2 separate regions of the Homo sapiens genome follow, and region 1 is linked to region 2. A link is a loop called in an ENCODE intact Hi-C map of the cell type or tissue named here. Cell type or tissue: heart left ventricle. All regions are shown on one strand. Each heading gives the region's core, and the rest is flanking DNA. Links, peaks and the distances in the headings are about the cores only.

Evidence for each region. Hi-C counts contacts between places; a loop is a spot of excess contacts. Peaks named below come from ENCODE experiments on the same cell type or tissue, not always from the same donor. Only the 100,000 strongest peaks of a DNase experiment are listed, where the experiment ranks them.
Region 1: a loop joins it to region 2, with 2.0 times the contacts of the local background. A loop is called at or near these places in 31 of 110 quality-filtered maps.

The regions. Positions count from the first base shown.
Region 1 is chr2:197,469,655-197,478,887 of GRCh38, reverse strand. COQ10B (coenzyme Q10B) reads right to left here. Exons shown (of 5, transcript NM_025147.5): 4 at 8,717-8,818; 5 at 3,578-5,131. The coding sequence ends at 4,964. LOC124907951 (a long non-coding RNA gene) reads left to right here and starts at 5,847. Exons shown (of 2, transcript XR_007087903.1): 1 at 5,847-6,047. In heart left ventricle, for the core only: no CTCF peak of the experiment used is centred there; no DNase peak of the experiment used is centred there.
Region 2 is chr2:197,408,000-197,416,520 of GRCh38, reverse strand. SF3B1 (splicing factor 3b subunit 1) reads left to right here. Exons shown (of 25, transcript NM_012433.4): 7 at 6,514-6,751; 8 at 7,940-8,152; 9 at 8,402-8,521. Among named protein-coding and RNA genes, the nearest start is that of SF3B1, 23 kb to the left of the region's middle. In heart left ventricle, for the core only: no CTCF peak of the experiment used is centred there; no DNase peak of the experiment used is centred there.

The DNA.
Region 1 (9,233 bases), core at 2,339-4,838, 60 kb before region 2:
ACTAGCCCTTTCTCAGGAAGCCACTAGTGGATTTGCCCCAGCATTTTGAGAGAGCACATCAAAATAAGAGGAAGCCAAAAATTCAGGAAATAGCAGGTCCCAAAGAGGAAAGAGGAAGGGAAGTCCCAGGATGATTGCAAGGAAGCCCTGCAATTATAGCTGTGCAACATCCTGGAGAGCAACCAGTTCAGACTGGGGCAGAAGGGCGGCTGCAAGTAACCACTGATACCAGACTAAAAGTGAATTCAACACTAGATGTCTGTTATCTCACATAACCAAAAGTGCAAAGTTGGCAACTACAGGGTTGGTTCATTCACCCTTAATGATGTTAGAACTCTGAGTTGGCTTCTCTGAATTACCTTGGCTCTTCCTCATAGCGAAAAGATGGCAGATGTAGCTACAAACTTCATGTTCTCAAATCAGGTAAAAATAAGGAGAATTTCTCTTCGAAGGATCCTCCCACAAAGAGAAAAATCTTATCTAACAGCCCCATCCCACCAGTCTTCCACTCAGATTCCACTGGCCAGATGCCATTTTCAAAAAGTTTATAGACATGATATTGTTTTCCCCCTTATTATATGTAAAGCATAGATGCCAAGTTTTAAGTCTACAATGCCTCTAAGAGTTCTACTTTATCTACTGTTCACTGCAAATCTTGCCCTTAGGTCAAAACAAGCTTGATGTTGCTTTGTAACACATACTACAAATCCCGCCCCTTAGTTGCCTAAGGTATATAAGCCCTGGGACCATGATGATCCATCAGGGGATCCACCATCTTATCTTGCAGCCGCCCCGAAACATGGCTTCTGCTCCTGTGTGTAGGTCCCTATTAAATGTTTCTTTCTGAGAAACTGGATTTGTCCACCTTTCTTCTGCCTCTCAGTTTCCTCAGCTTTTGTGGCTAGGTTTGCATAGACCTGCCCACCACAGAATCAGAAGTCATGGCCTCAAGACTGTTGGGCTAGATAAAGCAAACAAGAGAGCATAGATATTAGAGCCAGAATGTGTGGGGTTTTCATCCTGTCTTTACCAGTCACTGTGACCTTAGAAAAGTTACTTAACCTCTCTTTATAAAACTTTTTCTATGTAAAATGAGGATAATAGTATCTACCTCAAAAAGTTATGATTAAATGTTTACAAGGCATTTTAAACTGCCTGGCATCTAGTGCTATGTAAGTGTGCAAAACAAAATAATTTTGTTAAATGCCTAAAAACTTGAGCCTTGAAAACTGAGGTGGTCAGTCCCATGAAATTCCAGAGGTCTATATATCACGATCTTATGAACTCTTTCTCTTATAAACAGGGGAGGAAAAATAAAAGGAGAGTATCGTAAAATTGCCCTCAGAAAAACTCCTGACCAGGTCTATCTCCTTCTTGGAAGGTCTGAGCTTAGAATGCTGTTACGCAGAATCAGATGGACTCCAGATATATAAACTCTGACACTCTAAACTTGGCCTTAAGTACCTGCAAAGACCCAAGATCCATTTGTTAACACTCAAATGATCACTGTGTTTGTTGTATAAAGGGAACACTGGAGTTAACTATTAGAACACTACTAGAACCATTTTTGTCTCTTTTTGGAGATAAAGTCTCATTCTGTTGCCCAGGCTGAGACGCAGTGGCATGATCACGGGTCGCTGCAGCCTCGACCTCCTAGGCTCAAGCTATCCTCCTGCCTCAGCCTCCTGAGTAGCGGGGACTATAGGCACATACCACCACACCTGGATAATTTTAGTACTAATTTCTAGAATTTGAGAGACATAGGCAACTGAGTTTAGCCCCAAGTTTACAACTTCCTTAAAATTTAACATAAACCAATGAGCACCCTCGCAAAGGGGAAATGAGTTTTTGTATTTTTTGTAGAGATGGGGCTTCATCATGTTGCCAGTCTGGTCTCAAATTCCTGGGCTCAAGCAATCCACCCACTTCAGCCTCCTAAAGTGCTGGGAATACAGGTGTGAGCCACTGTACCTGGCTGGCATTTGTAAAAGGAGTGATAAAGTATGGGTTCCTATTTCCATCAAAAGAGAATACAGGCATGACATGGTGGCTAAGGCCTGCAATCCCAACACTTTGGGAGGCTGAGGCAGGAGGAGTGCTCGAGCCCAGAAGTTTGAGACCAGCCTGGGCAACAAAGGGAGCTCTGTCTCTAAAAATAAATAAATAAATAAATAATTTTTTAAAAAAGAGAATACAGTACATGGAGATAATAAAATGTCTGAGTCTTATTTTTAAAAAGCTTTAAATGACTTTGCCATTTTAAAAAAACTTTGTGGCCGGGTGCAGTAGCTCACGCCTATAATCCCAACACCCTGGGAGGCCAAGGCCGGCAGATCATTTAAGGTCAGGAGTTCAAGACCAGCCTGGGAAACATGGTGAAACCGTCTCCACTAAAAAATACAAAAATTAGCCGATGTGGTGGTGCGCGCTGATACTCTCCAGCTACTTGAGAGGCTGAAGCAGGAGAATCACTTGAACCTGGGAGGCGGAGGTTGCAGTGAGCCGAGATTGTGCCACTGCACTCCAGCCTGGACAACAGAGTTGAGACTCTGTCTCAAAAAAACAAAAAACAAAACGAAACAACAAAAAAAAGTTTTTTGTTTTTTGTTTTTTTTTTGAGGTGGAATCTTCCTCTGTCGCCAGGCTGGAATACAGTGATGTGATGTCTGCTCACTGCAACCTCCGCCTCCTGGGTTCAAGTGATTCTCCTGCCTCAGCCTCCCGAGTAGCTGGGACTACAGGCGCACGCCACCACACCCAGCTAATTTTTGTATTTTTAGTAGAGACAGGGTTTCACCATGTTGGCCAGGATGGTCTCAATCTCTTGACCCCGTGATCTGCCTGCCTCAGCCTCCCAAAGTGCTGGGATTGCAGGCATGAGCCAGCGTGCCCAGCCAAAAAAAAAAAAAAAACTTTGTTATTTAAAAAGCTACATTGGTACACTGGCCAGGGACAGTGGCTCACGCCTGTAATGCCAGCACTTAGGAAGGCTGAGGCAGGCAGATCACCTGAGGTTGGGAGTTTGAGGCCAGCCTCATCAACACGGAGAAACCCCGTTTCTACTAAAAATACAAAATTAGCCAGGTGTGGTGGTGCATGCCTGTAATCCCAGCTACTCAGGAGGCTGAGGCAGGAGAATTGCTTGAACGTGGGAGGCAGAGGATGCGGTGAGCTGAGATCGCGTCATTGCACTCCAGCCTGGGCAACAAAAGCGAAACTCCGTCTCAAGAAAAGAAAAAAAAAAAAGGTATATAACTATATACAAACTACTTATGCTCTTGGCAAATACCTCATCTGTAAGTGGAAAGATACTGCTTACCTTGTGTGAGAGCACAACCTGGCTCCTCATGAGTAGAGGCTGATATGAATCCTTCATCACTCTATACCCAGTGTCTGATTGAAAGCAGGTGCTCAAAACAGATTTATTAAACAAATTAATACCCATATATATACTTATGTAGAGAACTAATTACTGAGGTCCCTTGTTGACCTGAGGAAACAAAGTTAATAGCACTATCACTGGAAGTTTAATGCCAGAGGGTTGTTGGTATGTAGTGAAAGGAGGACAGGAGATCAATGACTGGTTAAAAGAAAACTGAATTTTGCTTATATTTGTTAAAGTCTGTTTCTTCATAGAAATAGATATTTTAGATATCTTCATAGATATTTTTAAGACATGAAATGCTGTAACACTTTACTATGTCTATGCAAATACACATTTAAACAATATAGGAAGATTTCAATAACCAAACTAACTGTACAAAAAATAAACAAATTAACTTTATTACATTGCTACTTCAACTTCAGTCCTTACATTGATTTGTTTTTTAAAAAATACCAGTTTGAAACACATTACTGAAAGTGAGTGTACACAATAAATAGAAAATAGGGATGCATAGTGCTGGAGACATTCAACCAACTTATCTTCATCTGTTGCCTACTGTTGTAGACAAAATTTGACACACAATTAGCATTACTGAAAGAGCAGCCAAACTACCTCGGAGAAAGTGGCAAACTACTGGAAAAGTAGCTTAAAGCTCTGGACCACTCACCAAAAAAAAAAAAAAAAAGAAGAAAATACACTGTTTATCTGGGAGCTAGCCTCATTATGGCAATGAATTTATCTACTAGTCATAAGAACAATTTTTAAAATATCAAAAGTCCCAGGGAACCTTCACTAACAGTTTTTGTTTTTGTTTTTGGAGACAGAGTCTCCCTCTGTTGCCCAGGCTGGAGTGCAGCAGGGCGATCTTGGCTAACTGCAACCTCCGCCTCCCGGGTTCAAGCGATTCTTGTGCCTCAGCCTCCCAAGTAACTGGGATTACAGGTGTGTGCCACCACGCCCAGCTAATTTTTGTATTTTTAGTAGAGATGGGGTTTCGCCATGTTGACCAGGCTGGTCTAGAACTCCTGACCTCAACTGATCTGCCCACCTCAGCTTCCCCAAGTGCTGGGATTACAGGTGTGAGCCACTGTGCCCAGCCCAAAGTTTTTACTTTAAATATATGATTACTCAAATATCCTAAGCCATACGGCAGGCCCTATAACAATAAGTTACAAATAGTCTGAATTTAATAACTTAAGTGTGATATGGTTAATATAATACATACTGTGTGAATATCTTAACTAACCTCTTTCAGGTAAGGTGATAATTAAAAGGTTTAAATTTACAGTTTCAACTTCTGCTCAGAAGAATCATGCCAGTATTCTAGCAATGGTGATGACATCCCATTATTGTAATGCAGAACATGATAATGTCCATATTATTTTGAATTATACTTGAAGAAATAATTCTATGTACAAGTGAGTCTATATTCTATGTGCAAATTTTCAATGGTGCAGGTTTATAACCAAAGCTGCGTTTAACAAATGCTTTCTGGCTTCTGAAAACATGTCATGAAAATACTTCCTAAAAGTGAACAAACTAAAGTCAGAAGCAGGTGGCACCAGTTCTTTTTTGCCTTTATGTGTGATGGACTTCATGAAGCATTAACTCCCGAGGTATATTTGTTTCTGGACCATACAGCTTACATGCTCTTCTTTCAAAGGCAGCTACCATCTGCTTCACAACTTCATCAAAAAAGAGTGTGGCAAGCTGGGAATGTAGAAGTGATCGAAATTCAAAAGAAATCTGTAGGAAAATATTGAAAATTATTTTAGAAAAAATTATTTTTTGCTTTTTTTTTTTTTTTGGTTTTCCTGGAGAGGGACTCTCGCTTTGTTGCCCAGGTTGGAGTGCAGTGGCACAATTGCGGCTCACTGCAGCCTCAACCTCCTGGACTCAAGCAATCCTCCCACCTCTGTCTCCCAAGTAGCTGGTACTACAGGCATATGCCACCACATGTGGCTAATTTGTGTGTGTGTGTGTGTATATATATACGTATATATATACGTATATACATATATATACGTGTATATATACATATATATATATGTATATATGTGTATATATATATATATATATATATATATTTTTTTTTTTTTTGTGGGGGGGGGCGTAGAGAAGGGGTTTTGCCATGTTGCCCAGGCTGATCTCAAACTCCTGGGCTAATGCAATTCTGCCCACTTCAGCCTCCCAAAGTGTTGGGATTATGGGCATGAGCCACTGTGCCCAGCCAGAAAGATTTTTTTTAAACTAAATCTCCACTTAGGACAGTGGTGTTCACACTATGAACTGGGTATCTAAGGTAGAATTGTGTGGATGTATGTAGGTGGGATTTTTAGCACCCCCACAAAAGAGGGAATCTTCTTTTACTGCAACAAGCACAATTGCTGGCACAATAAGCTTACATAAAGAAGGCCAATGAAATCTCATTTCAAGGGAAAAAGTCTGTTTCTTAATAAGAGAAGACTGGAAAAAACCTTTGCTGAATACATTAATCACTATGCCTTCTTATTAATGTGTCCCTTTTAGATCCATCCTATCCCACAAAAGGAAATAAGGAAGGAAAGTGATCCTTCTCATAGGTATCACTGAGAAGCACCAGCAGGAAGAGGAGGCTGGAAGTGTGCATGCACATGTGTGCCTAACCCACAGGGCAGATGGTGTAAGTGGTTTAATCTTTCTTTTTTTTTTTTTTTTTTTTTGAGATGGAGCCTTGCTCTGTCGCCCAGGCTGGAAATGGCCCAACCTCGGCTCAAATGCAACCTCTGACTTCTAGGTTCAAGCGATTCTCCTGCCTCAGCCTCCAGAGTAGCTGGGACCACAGGCACCTGCCACCACGTCCAGTTAATTTTTGTATTTTCAGTAGAGACGGGGTTTCACCATGTTGGCCAGGCTGGTCTCAAACTCCTGACCTCAGGTAATCCACCCACCTAGGCCTTGCGAAGTGTTGGGATTACAGGCATGAGCCACTGCGCCCGGCCACGTGGTTCAATCTTAAAGTAGCCAATGATGTGGACAAGCTTGTCCAATCCACCTTATTTTGTAGTTGTTGTTGTTTTGTTTTGTTTTGTTTTAGGCTTTTAACAGCCTGAAGCCATGGGTTTTAGTTTCTGTCTCTAGTGGTTAAGTGGAAAAGAGGGATGAGGAAGAGGCTTTACTGGCCCAACCAGAAACAGAAACTAAGAACCCATGACTGTATTCTCTCCCTTGGATACCCTTTCAGAACTTTATTTATACCCTCTCATTGTTCCATATAGAATTCAAGACAACTGGTTTGAGAACTGTGTTTTAAGGACCAAATATCCTCTAAATATTAAAATGTTTATCTTTCATTACGAAATAATTTCATTTTTGTAAAAAAAAAAAACTACAAAATAATACAAAGAATTCCCATGTACCCATTACCCATATTTCCCTATTTTAATGTCTTCAATAACCATACTGCAATTATCAAAATCAGGAAATTAACAGAGGGAGTTACTACTACTAGATAATAATGCTATTATCTAATTTATATAGACCTTATTCAAATTTTCCCAATTGTCCTTTTTTTTTTTTTTTGAGACAGTGTCTCACTCTGTCACCCAGGTTGGAGTGCAGTGGTACGATCTCAGATCACTGCAACGTCCACTTCCTGGGTTCAAGTGATTCTCCTGGTTCAGCCTTTCAAGTAGCTAGGACTACAGGCATGCACCACCACACCCGGCTAATTTTTGTATTTTTAGTAGAGATGGGGTTTCGCCATGTTGGCCAGGCTGGTCTCAAACTCCTGACCTCAAGTGATCTGCCCGCCTCGGCCTCCCAAATTGCTGGGATTACAGGCGTGAGCCACTGTGCTTGGCCCCAATTGTCCTATTAATGTCTATAATGCTTTAATGAAAATTACTCAAGAGCTGAGAACAGCACACGATAATTTAGTCAAAATTGCCACCATTTCTTAAAATTCAATGCCCAAGTTGCCTGTACAGAGAACAACTCCCATATTACCTGTTGGCAAAGAAAAAGCCACAAATTGCTTTAAGTTTTCTATAACTACGATTATATGAAAAAGAAAGTTACTAGGCTGGGTGCGGTGGCTCACGCCTGTAATCCCAGCACTTTGGGAGGCCAAGGTAGGCAGATCTCCTGAGCCCAGAAGTTCGAGACCAGCCTGGGAAACATGGCAAAACCCCATCCCTACATAGAATACAAAAATAAGCCTGTGTGGTGGTGCATTCCTGTAGTCCCAGCTACTCGGGAGGCTGAGGTGTGAGGATCACTTGAGCCAGGGAAGCAGAGGTTACACTGAGTCAATATCACAGCACTGCACTCCAATCTGGGTGACAAAGTAGCGCCCCATCTCAAAAAAATAAAAAAAGAAAGTTACCAGACTCTAGATGCAAAAAAATGAAAAAAATATATTACCTTATTTCTGCATGTTTTATTTTTAAATTTTTTGAGACAGGGTCTCACTCTGTTGCCCAGGATGGAGTACAGTGATGTGATCATAGTTCACTGCAAGCTCGAACCCTTGGACTCAAGTGATCTGCTCGTCAGCCTTCTCAGCAGCTAGGACTACTGGTGGGCACCACTACACAAGGATAATTTTATTTTTATTTTTATTTGTTTTGAGACAGTTTTGCTCTTGTTGCCCAGGCTGGAGTGCAATGGCACGATCTCGGCTCACTGCAACCTCCGCCTCCCGGGTTCAAGTGATTCTCCTGTCTCAGCCTCCTGAGTAGCTGGGATTACAGGCACATGCCACCACGCCCGGCTAATTTTTGTATTTTTACTAGAGACGGGGTTTCATGATATTGGTCAGGCTGGTCTCGAACTCCTGACCTCAGGTGATCTGCCCGCCTCAGCCTCCCAAAGTGCTAGGGTTATAGGTGTGAGCCACCCCATCCAGCCGATAATTTTATTTTCACTAGAGACAAAGTCTTGCTATGTTCCCCAGGCTGGTCTCAAACTCCTGGCCTCAAGTGATCCACCTGACTCAGCCTCCCAAAGTGCTGGGATTCCAGGCATGGGCTACTGCACCTAGCCTGTTTCTGCATCTTATATGCAATGTGTTCTTTCATTTGGTGTTAATTTAAAACTATTATTAAGTTTAAAACTGTTATTAAGCTGGTTGTAAAGTCATGGCATGTATCTTACAATCTACAGATTTGTAAAAAACAGAATGAAGGAATATTCAAGGTTGCAAGAAATAGAATAAAAAAGAAATGTTCATTAGCATTTATGCAGAAAAAGGTATTCAATATAATTATGGCCTCTGTGTTCTAAAAAATGATTACTTTTTACCAATTTTACCTCATAAGTGGAACAAATCAAGGGCTTTATGAGACTTACTGAAAAATCCAAGGTACAAGTTCTTGGGTAGCCAGGAAGACCTGGGCTAAAACGCCAAATAGTCTCCAAATGATTGAAAAGTCTCCCATCAGTACAAGATGCCTACAACAAAATGAAAAAATAAAACCACAGTTAAATACCTTTGCTACTGGACATAATCTAAGAATCTACTATGACTGAGGCTGATTTCTTTCATAAGTAATAATTTTTATAGGTCAGACCATAGGAGATAAAGATATCTAATTTTTAGCTTGGTACTAGGAAGTAATGTCTTGCCAATATTAGCCTTTTTTTTTTTTCCTGCAGGGATCCCTAAGATTGCCAGGTGTTTTCTCTTCCATTGCTAACACCTGCTTTGCTACTTAGCTTTCCTTCCTCTAGAAGCAAAAGAGGGAGCTTCTTGGAAGCTTATTTCTAGCTCTGCCACATATAAGTGATCGTGAACAAGTTAAATCCCCATACCCTATTTCCTTAATCTGTAAAATAATACCTACTTTATATCATGAGATCACTGAAA
Region 2 (8,521 bases), core at 26-2,525:
TTCTCTGTGCCAGCAAGCTCTGTTGTCCATGCTCTTCCTATGAGGACATCAGTCTTACTAGATTAGGGCCCCACCCTCATGACCCCATTTGACCTTAATTTACCTCCCTAAAGGCCCAGTCTCCAAATACAGTCACACTGGGGGTTAGGACTTCAACATACAGATTTTGAGGGGCATGCAATTTAGTCCATATTATGGAATAAGGAAAGTTCTTTTTAGAATATTAAATACAGACCTGTAGGTATGTTACATTGTGGAGGTTGAGTATGATATAGTGGTCTTCCTTATCTTCTGGATAGATAACTTAAGCCCCTCACTACTGGCAGCAAATAGTCAATGCTACTCCTTTCTCTTGGCCAGTCTACTCTCCTACCTTTTTTTTTTTTTAAACATTTGTTTTGGAGGCTGAATGCATTGGCTCATGCCTATAATCTCAGCACTTTGGGGGTCCAGGTGGGAGGATTGGTTGAGCTCAAGGAGTTTGAGACCAGCTTGGGCAACAGAGGGAGACCCTGTCTTTACAAAAAAAAAAAAAAAAATTAGCTGGGCATAGTGGTGCATGCCTGTAGTCCCAGCTACTGGGGTATGGGGGGTGGTGGGGGCTGAGGTGGGAGGATCCCTTGATCCCCGGAGGTAGAGGTTGCAGTGAGCTATGATCATGCCGCTGCATTCCAGCCTGGTGACAGAGTAAGACCCTGTCTCAAAAAAACAAAACGATGGCATCTGTAAAATCTTTCTTAGAAATGTATTTCCTAGTTCTGTAGAAATGGTTGTATTAGATGTTTTCTATCATTTAATAATATACTTGCAGACTAAAAGATATAAGTGCTGCATAAAAGTAGCTAATTATGTTAAACTGTCATATGTGCCTTTATTATGTTTGTCATTATCCTGAATAGAAAGGTCTTTAAAATTGATTTTTTAGAAAGCACTTGAAAATATTTAATCATTGCTAGAAAAATAAAGCGGCTGGGTGCGGTGGCTCACGCTTGTAATCCCAGCATTTTGGGAGGCCAAGGCAGGCGGATCTTGAGGTCAGGAGTTCAAGACCAGCCTGGCCAACGTAGTGAAACCCTGTCTCTACTAAAAATACAAAAAAAATTAGCTGGGCATGGTGGCGTGTGCCTGTAGTACCAGCTACTTGGGAGGCTGAGACAGGAGAATCACTTGAACCTGGGAGGTGGAGGTTGTAGTGAGCTGAGATTACGCCAATGTGTTCCAGCTTGGGCAACAGAGTGAGACTTTGTCTCAAAATAAATAAATAAATAATTAAAGCTACTCTTTTGCTTATGCACCATTTCCCTTCCCCTCTTGGAGACTCTCATCATGTACCATTAATTTTTTTCTCCATACTAGATTATCAGCACCAGCAAACATGTTTTATCGTGCTTTGTCTTAATAACAGCAACAAAAAACCTGCAGAAAACATCTCTTAACCCCATTCACATCCGCATTCAGCTACAATCCTGTTTCTATATCTTTTTAGAACAAAGTGCTTTGTTCTTTGTTTTTTTCTTGAGGTAGGGTCTCATTCTGTTGCCAAGGTTGGAGTGCAGGGGCGCAATAATAGCTCACTGCAGCCTCCACCTCCTGGGCTCAAATGATCTTCCCACCTCAACCCCCCAAGTAGATGGGACTATAGACACGTACCACCATGCCTGGCTAGTTTTTTATTTTTTTGTAGAAACGGGTCTCACCATGTTGTCCAGGCTGATCTCAAACTCCTGGGCTTAAGCAGTCCATCTGCCTCAGCCTTGCAAAGTGCTGGGATTACAGGCATGAGCCACAGATGCCTTGAATGAGTTGTTTGTACTTGCTTTCCCTGCTTACATAGTTCTAGTCTTATGTAATTTCTAGTCTTTTTATGTAGTTCTAGTCTATTCCACCTAAAATCTCTTGTCAAGGTCACTTGGCCCCTAATTGATAAATTTAAAAAGTGTATTTTCATTTCTCACATGATTTAGCATACCAAGAATATTTGACATTTCTTCATACCCTTTTCTCTCTCAGTCTCTGGGTTTTAGTCTTTCTTGCTTCCCCTCAAAATCTCAGTGGCTACTACTCCTTAGTCTTGTTTGCTGGATCCTCATTCTTCTTACCTCTGAACTTTGGGGTGTTATAGTAGTGCTGAGTCTTTTGGATTCTTTTCCATCTGTGCTCAATCCCTAGGATCTCATTCTTGTCTTTATGTACCGTTTGTATAAGATAGCTGCCAAACTTACAAATCTGTCCTCTGCTTCTGTTCCGCAGACTTGCGTATTTGTTCAGCTTGACGTATTTATTTGGCTGTTCAATGGGCATTTCAAAATCAGTATTTCTAAAAGAAAATTATTGATTTTCTTCGCATACATGTCTTCTCAGTCCTGCTCCCCTGGTCTTTCCTGTGTCTGTTTGGCTCAAGCAAAACATTAAGGGCTGGGCAGAGTGGCTCAGGCCTGTAATCCCAGCACTTTGGGAGGCCAAGGTGGGTGGATCATTTGAGGTCAGGCGTTCAAGACCAGCTTGGCCAACATGGTGAAAACCCCGACTCTAGTTAAAATACAAAAATTAGCCCGGCATGTTGGCGGGCACCTGTAATCCCAGCTACTTGGGAGGCTGAGGCAGGAGAATCACTTGAACCCGGGAGGTGGAGGTTGCAGTGAGAGGAGATCGTGCCACTGCACTTCAGTCTTGCGACACAGCGAGACTCTGTCTCAAAAAAAAAAACAAAACAAAACAAGAACAACAATAACAAAAAAACATTTAGGGAGTCATCCTATACTCCTTATTCTCTTACCCCATATCCTACCCATATACATTTTCTTGGCATCACCTTTAAATATATTAAAGAGCTAGCCACTTTTCATGATCTCTGCCTCTACCATCCTAGTCTAAATCACTATTAGCTCTAGCCTAGACTGCTATAGATTTAATTTATAAACCAAGAAAAAACCTATCAGATCATGCAGTATTTCCCCAAACCCAGAACAGGGATATATAAAACCTAATACATAATTTCTAAACAATTTAGTTTAAGGTGAGGACTTCTCATTTGCTTGGTTATATGTAGGAGGGATTTGGTTCTGTTCAATATAAGTAACTACTAGCTTTATTTTTAATTTTAATTTTAATTTTTGAGACAGAGTCTTGCTCTGTCACCCATGGGTAGCTGGAGTGCATTGGTGCAATCTCAGCTCATTGCAATCTCCGCCTCCCAGACTCAAGTGACTCTTGTGCCTCAGCCTCCCAAGTAGCTGGGATTACAGGCATGTGCCATCACGCCCAGCTAATTTTTGTATTTTTAGTAGAGACAGGGTTTCTCCATGTTGGCCAGGCTGGTCTTGAACCCCTGGCCTCAAGTGATCCCCCCACCTTGGCCTCCCAAAGTGGTGGGATTACAGTTATGAGCCACCATGTCCAGCCAAGTAACTAGTAACTTTAATTCTATGGATGACATTCAGTACTAAGTTTGAGAAAGAGAAAGAAGTTTGTCCTCCTGTTAATTGTTTAACTGTATGCACATAACTAGACACAAGAGCTGATATCTTTTTTTTTTTTTTTTTTTTTTTTTGAGACAACAGTCTTGCTCTGTCACCCAGACTAGAGTGATGATTTTGGTCCCCTGCAACCTCCACCTCCCAGGTTCAAGTGATTCTCCTGCCTCACCCTCCCAAGTAGCTGGGATTACAGGTGCCTGCCACCACGCCTGGCTAACTTTTAGTAGAGACAGGGTTTCGCAGTGTTGGCCAGGCTGGTGTCAAACTCCCAACCTCAGGTGACCCACCCGCCTTGGCCTCCCAAGGTGCTGGGATTACACGTGTGAGCCACTGCGCCTGGCATGAGAGCTGATATGCTGATATCTTTCTTATAAAAACTACAGAGACTCGGCCAGACGCGGTGGCTCACGCCTGTAATCCCAGCACTTTGGGAGGCCAAGCGGGCAGATCACCTGAGGTCGAGAGGTTGAGACCATCCTGGCCAACATGGTGAAACCCCGTCTCTACTAAAAATACAAAAAATTAGCCAGGTGTGGTGGCAGGCACCTGTAATCCCAGCTACTCAGGAGGCTGAGGCAGGAGAATCGCTTGAACCCGGGAGACAGAGGTTGCAGGGAGCCGAGACTGCGCCATTGGACTCTGGCCTGGGTGACAGAGTGAGACTCTGTCTCAAATAAATAAATAAATAAATAAATAAATAAATTAAATCAGAGACTCAGACTTTTTTAAAAATTCTGTTCATTTAATACAACTGTACCCTAGTCATAATTGTAGGAATTACAATAGATAATAGAATTCATTTCCCACCTTTCCTTATAATTCAGCAGGAGGGACAGATGCCAGAATGGAGATTTTAAACAATTTGTGTGCTTTATTTACCTAATCCAGAATTTTTCAACCCTGAGTAATAGTAAAATCTTTTTTTTTTTTTTTTTTTGAGACAGAGTCTCACTCTCACCCAGGCTGGAGTGCAGTGGCGTGATCTTGGCTTGTTGCAACCTCCGCCTCCTGGGTTTAGGCAATTCTCATGCCTCACCCTCCTGAGTAGCTGGAATTACAGGTGTGCACCACCACACCCAGCTATTTTTATTTATTTTTATTTTTTATTTTTAGTAGAGATGGGCTTTTGCCATGTTGGCCAGGCTGGTCTCAACTCCTGGCCTCAATTGATCTGCCTGCCTGGCCTCCCAAAGTGCTGGGATTACAGGCATGAACCACCATGCCCAGCCCTGAGTAGTATGTTTTTAAGGGAAAAACTATTGAGTCTTAAACTTGTTTAATGGTACCATGCAAATTTGCAAACATAAAGGTAGATGAAGTCCTTGTGTCTATAAGAGCTCCCAACTTTCCCAACTTTTTTTCTTTTTTTTTTTGAGACGGGGTCTCACTCTGTCGCTCAGCCTGGAGTGCAGTGGTGCTATCTCGGCTCACTGCAAACTCTGCCTCCCGGGTTCACACCATTCTCCTGCCTCAGCCTCCCGAGTAGCTGGGACTACAGGCACCCGCTACAACGCCTGGCTGATTTTTTTTGTATTAGTAGAGACGGGGTTTCACCATGTTAGCCAGGATGGTCTCTATCTCCTGACCTTGTGATCCGCCCGCCTCGGCCTCTCAAAGTGCTGGGATTACGGGTGTGAGCCACCGCACCCGGCCAAGAGCTCCCAACTTTAAAACAAATATATAAAGTACATTACACATCCTGTGGAATACTTACGAGGCAGTATATAAGTACAAATTTTGTTTTCTTTACACTCAACTCTATGCTACTTTGATATGATACTATCTTTATTGGTGGAGATTCTTTTGCTATTACATGCAGTCAGTTGTCCAACTATTACTCTCTGTTTGAACTACTGTGGAACCCTTGATGTTACTTAAACCCACCTCTCAGCCTGGGCAGCATAGTAAGACTCTTATCTCTCCAAGAAATAAAAAATTAACTGGGTGTGGTGGTGTGCGCCTGTATGTAGTCTCAGCTACTCAGGAGGCTGACATGGGAGGATCACTTGAGCTTGGTAGGTGGAGACTGCAGTGAGCCGTGATTGTGCCACTGCACTCAACCTGGGCGACAGAGTGAGACCCTGTGTCAAAAAACAAATGAAAATCCACCTCTCATCTTTTTTCATTAATCTTGCCAGCATCAGCTAGGGTAATATTATTTGGTACACATGTAACTGTACATACAAACTGATCTCAAGATTGAAATCATGTGACGGTATCTGGTTATAATTACATAGGTGGGGCCTGGTGCGGTGGCTCACGCCTGTAATCCCAGCACTTTGGGAGGCCAAGGTGGGTGGATCACGAGGTCAGGAGTTCGAGACCAGCCTGACCAACGTGGAGAAACCCTGTTTCTACTAAAAATACAAAAATTAGCCCGGCGTGGTGGCAGGCACCTGTAACCCCAGCTACTCAGGAGGCTGAGGCTGGAGAATCACTTGAACCCGGGAGGCAGAGGTTGCTGTGAGCCAAGATCATGCCCCGGCACTCCAGCCTGGGTGACAGAGCGAGACTCTGTCTCAAAAAAAAAAAAAAAAAAAAAATTACATAGGTGATCTAAAGCATGTTTATATTAATTAAACACACACAATTAAACAAAACATCAACAGGACTATTTTCTTAGAACACACGAATTCCTTCTCCCCTAAATATGTGTCTCTAAGCCCCACTTTGAGAAGTACTAATGTAATTAGAGCTGAAAGCCTTCGATTACTGATCTAGATAGAGAAACCTCAGTGATTTCCCCCAGTCACAGAGCTATTAATGGCATATCAAAGATTCATATCGATAATATTTTGTTTTTTTAAGCTGGGACTTTTGTCAGTGCTTCGGATTGAAACTTTACATTGTTTTTAATCATAAACATTTGCTAGAAAGTAGGTATCTTTTCCTATAAGTAGAGGTAGTGTCTTCTAACTTTTCATTAATTATAGTGCATAGAACTAAAACATTTTTCGTTTAAAGTTTTTTATTTTATGGAAATTTTCTAATTATTTCTGTGTGGGTGTGTGAAATAAAATTTTTTTGCTTTTTTAAGACCCCTGGGCATACTCCTTCCTTAAGATGGGATGAGACACCAGGTCGTGCAAAGGGAAGCGAGACTCCTGGAGCAACCCCAGGCTCAAAAATATGGGATCCTACACCTAGCCACACACCAGCGGGAGCTGCTACTCCTGGACGAGGTGATACACCAGGCCATGCGACACCAGGCCATGGAGGCGCAACTTCCAGTGCTCGTAAAAACAGATGGGATGAAACCCCCAAAACAGAGAGAGGTACTTCTAGTGGAGTATGGGTGTGTGGGTGAAATGTTGAGTGATATGTTTACAGACTGAAATGTGTTCTGTTTATTCCTGGGTGGACACGTATAAATAACCAGCTGCTTTTGGGGGACAGATTAAGAATAGAACAGTTCATATGCCTAATTTTTTCCACTTCTTGAAGTGGTTTAAGATTTAAGGAAGAACCTTAGGTAAAAGTAAAGTTAGTAGGCTGTAACCTTTGATTTTGTGTGTTTCTTTAGAGATAGGGTCTTGCTCACTGTAGCCTTGACATCCTAGGCTCAAGTGATCTTCCCACCTCAGCCTTCTTAGTAGCTGAGACTATAGGGGCATGCCACCATGCCTGGCTAATTTTTTTTTTTTGAGATGGAGTTTTGCTCTTGTTGTCCAGACTGGAATGCAATGGCGCGATCTCAGCTCACTGCAACCTCCACCTCCCGGATTCAGGCGATTCTCCTGCCTCAGCCTTCCTGAGTAGCTGGGATTACAGGCATGCGCCACCAAGCCCGGCTAATTTTGTATTTTTAGTAGAGACGGGGTTTCTCTATGCTGGTCAGGCGGGTCTCGAACTCCCGACCTCAGATGATCTGCCCCCCTCGGCCTTCTGAAATGCTGGGATTACAGGCATGAGCCACCGCTTCCGGCCCCTGGCTAATTTTTAAATTTTTTGTAGAGACAATGTCTTGCTTCATTGCCCAGCCTGGTGTTGAACTCCTGGTTTCAAGTGATCTGCCAAAGTGTTGGAATTACAGGCATGAACCACTGTGCCTGACTTACCCTTTGTTTTTTATTATGGAAAAATGTACATAACATCAAATTTACTTTTTTTGTTGTTGTTGTTGAGATGGAGTCTTGCTCTGTCACCCAAGCTAGAGTGCAGTGGTGCGCTCTCGGCTGACTGCAACCTCTGCCTCCCCAGTTCAAGTGATTCTTTTGCTTCAGCCTCCTGAGTAGCTGGGATTACAAGCGCCCACCACCACACCTGGCTACTTTTTGTATTTTTAGTAGAGACAGAGTTTCATCATGTTGATCAGGCTGGTCTCAAACAACTTTAAATGGGTCACCATTTTAGGAATATTCTATTTTAGAACTTGATAGTTTTGAGTATAACTGTTTGAGAATAAAGAATATTATTTTAACAGTGATTAAAATTGTGGTTTTACTCACTCTTTCTTTTTAAAGATACTCCTGGGCATGGAAGTGGATGGGCTGAGACTCCTCGAACAGATCGAGGTGGAGATTCTATTGGTGAAACACCGACTCCTGGAGCCAGTAAAAGAAAATCACGGTGGGATGAAACACCAGCTAGTCAGATGGGTGGAAGCACTCCAGTTCTGACCCCTGGAAAGACACCAATTGGCACACCAGCCATGAACATGGCTACCCCTACTCCAGGTAGAACTGTCTCATTGGACATAATTGTTTTTTTCTCCATAAATTATTTAATTTTTTCCTTTGTGGTATTCTGTGTACTATTAATGTCAACTTCTAGTAAGAATAAGGAGATATACAAATTTAAGTCTTGGTTTGCGTTTATAATATAAAAGCAAATAATAGGATTGATCTTAACTGTCTTTTATCTCAATGTATGTAATAATACAGTCTTGTACTATAGATTATATAAAAATTTGCTTTTCTTGGTAGGTCACATAATGAGTATGACTCCTGAACAGCTTCAGGCTTGGCGGTGGGAAAGAGAAATTGATGAGAGAAATCGCCCACTTTCTGATGAGGAATTAGATGCTATGTTCCCAGAAGGATATA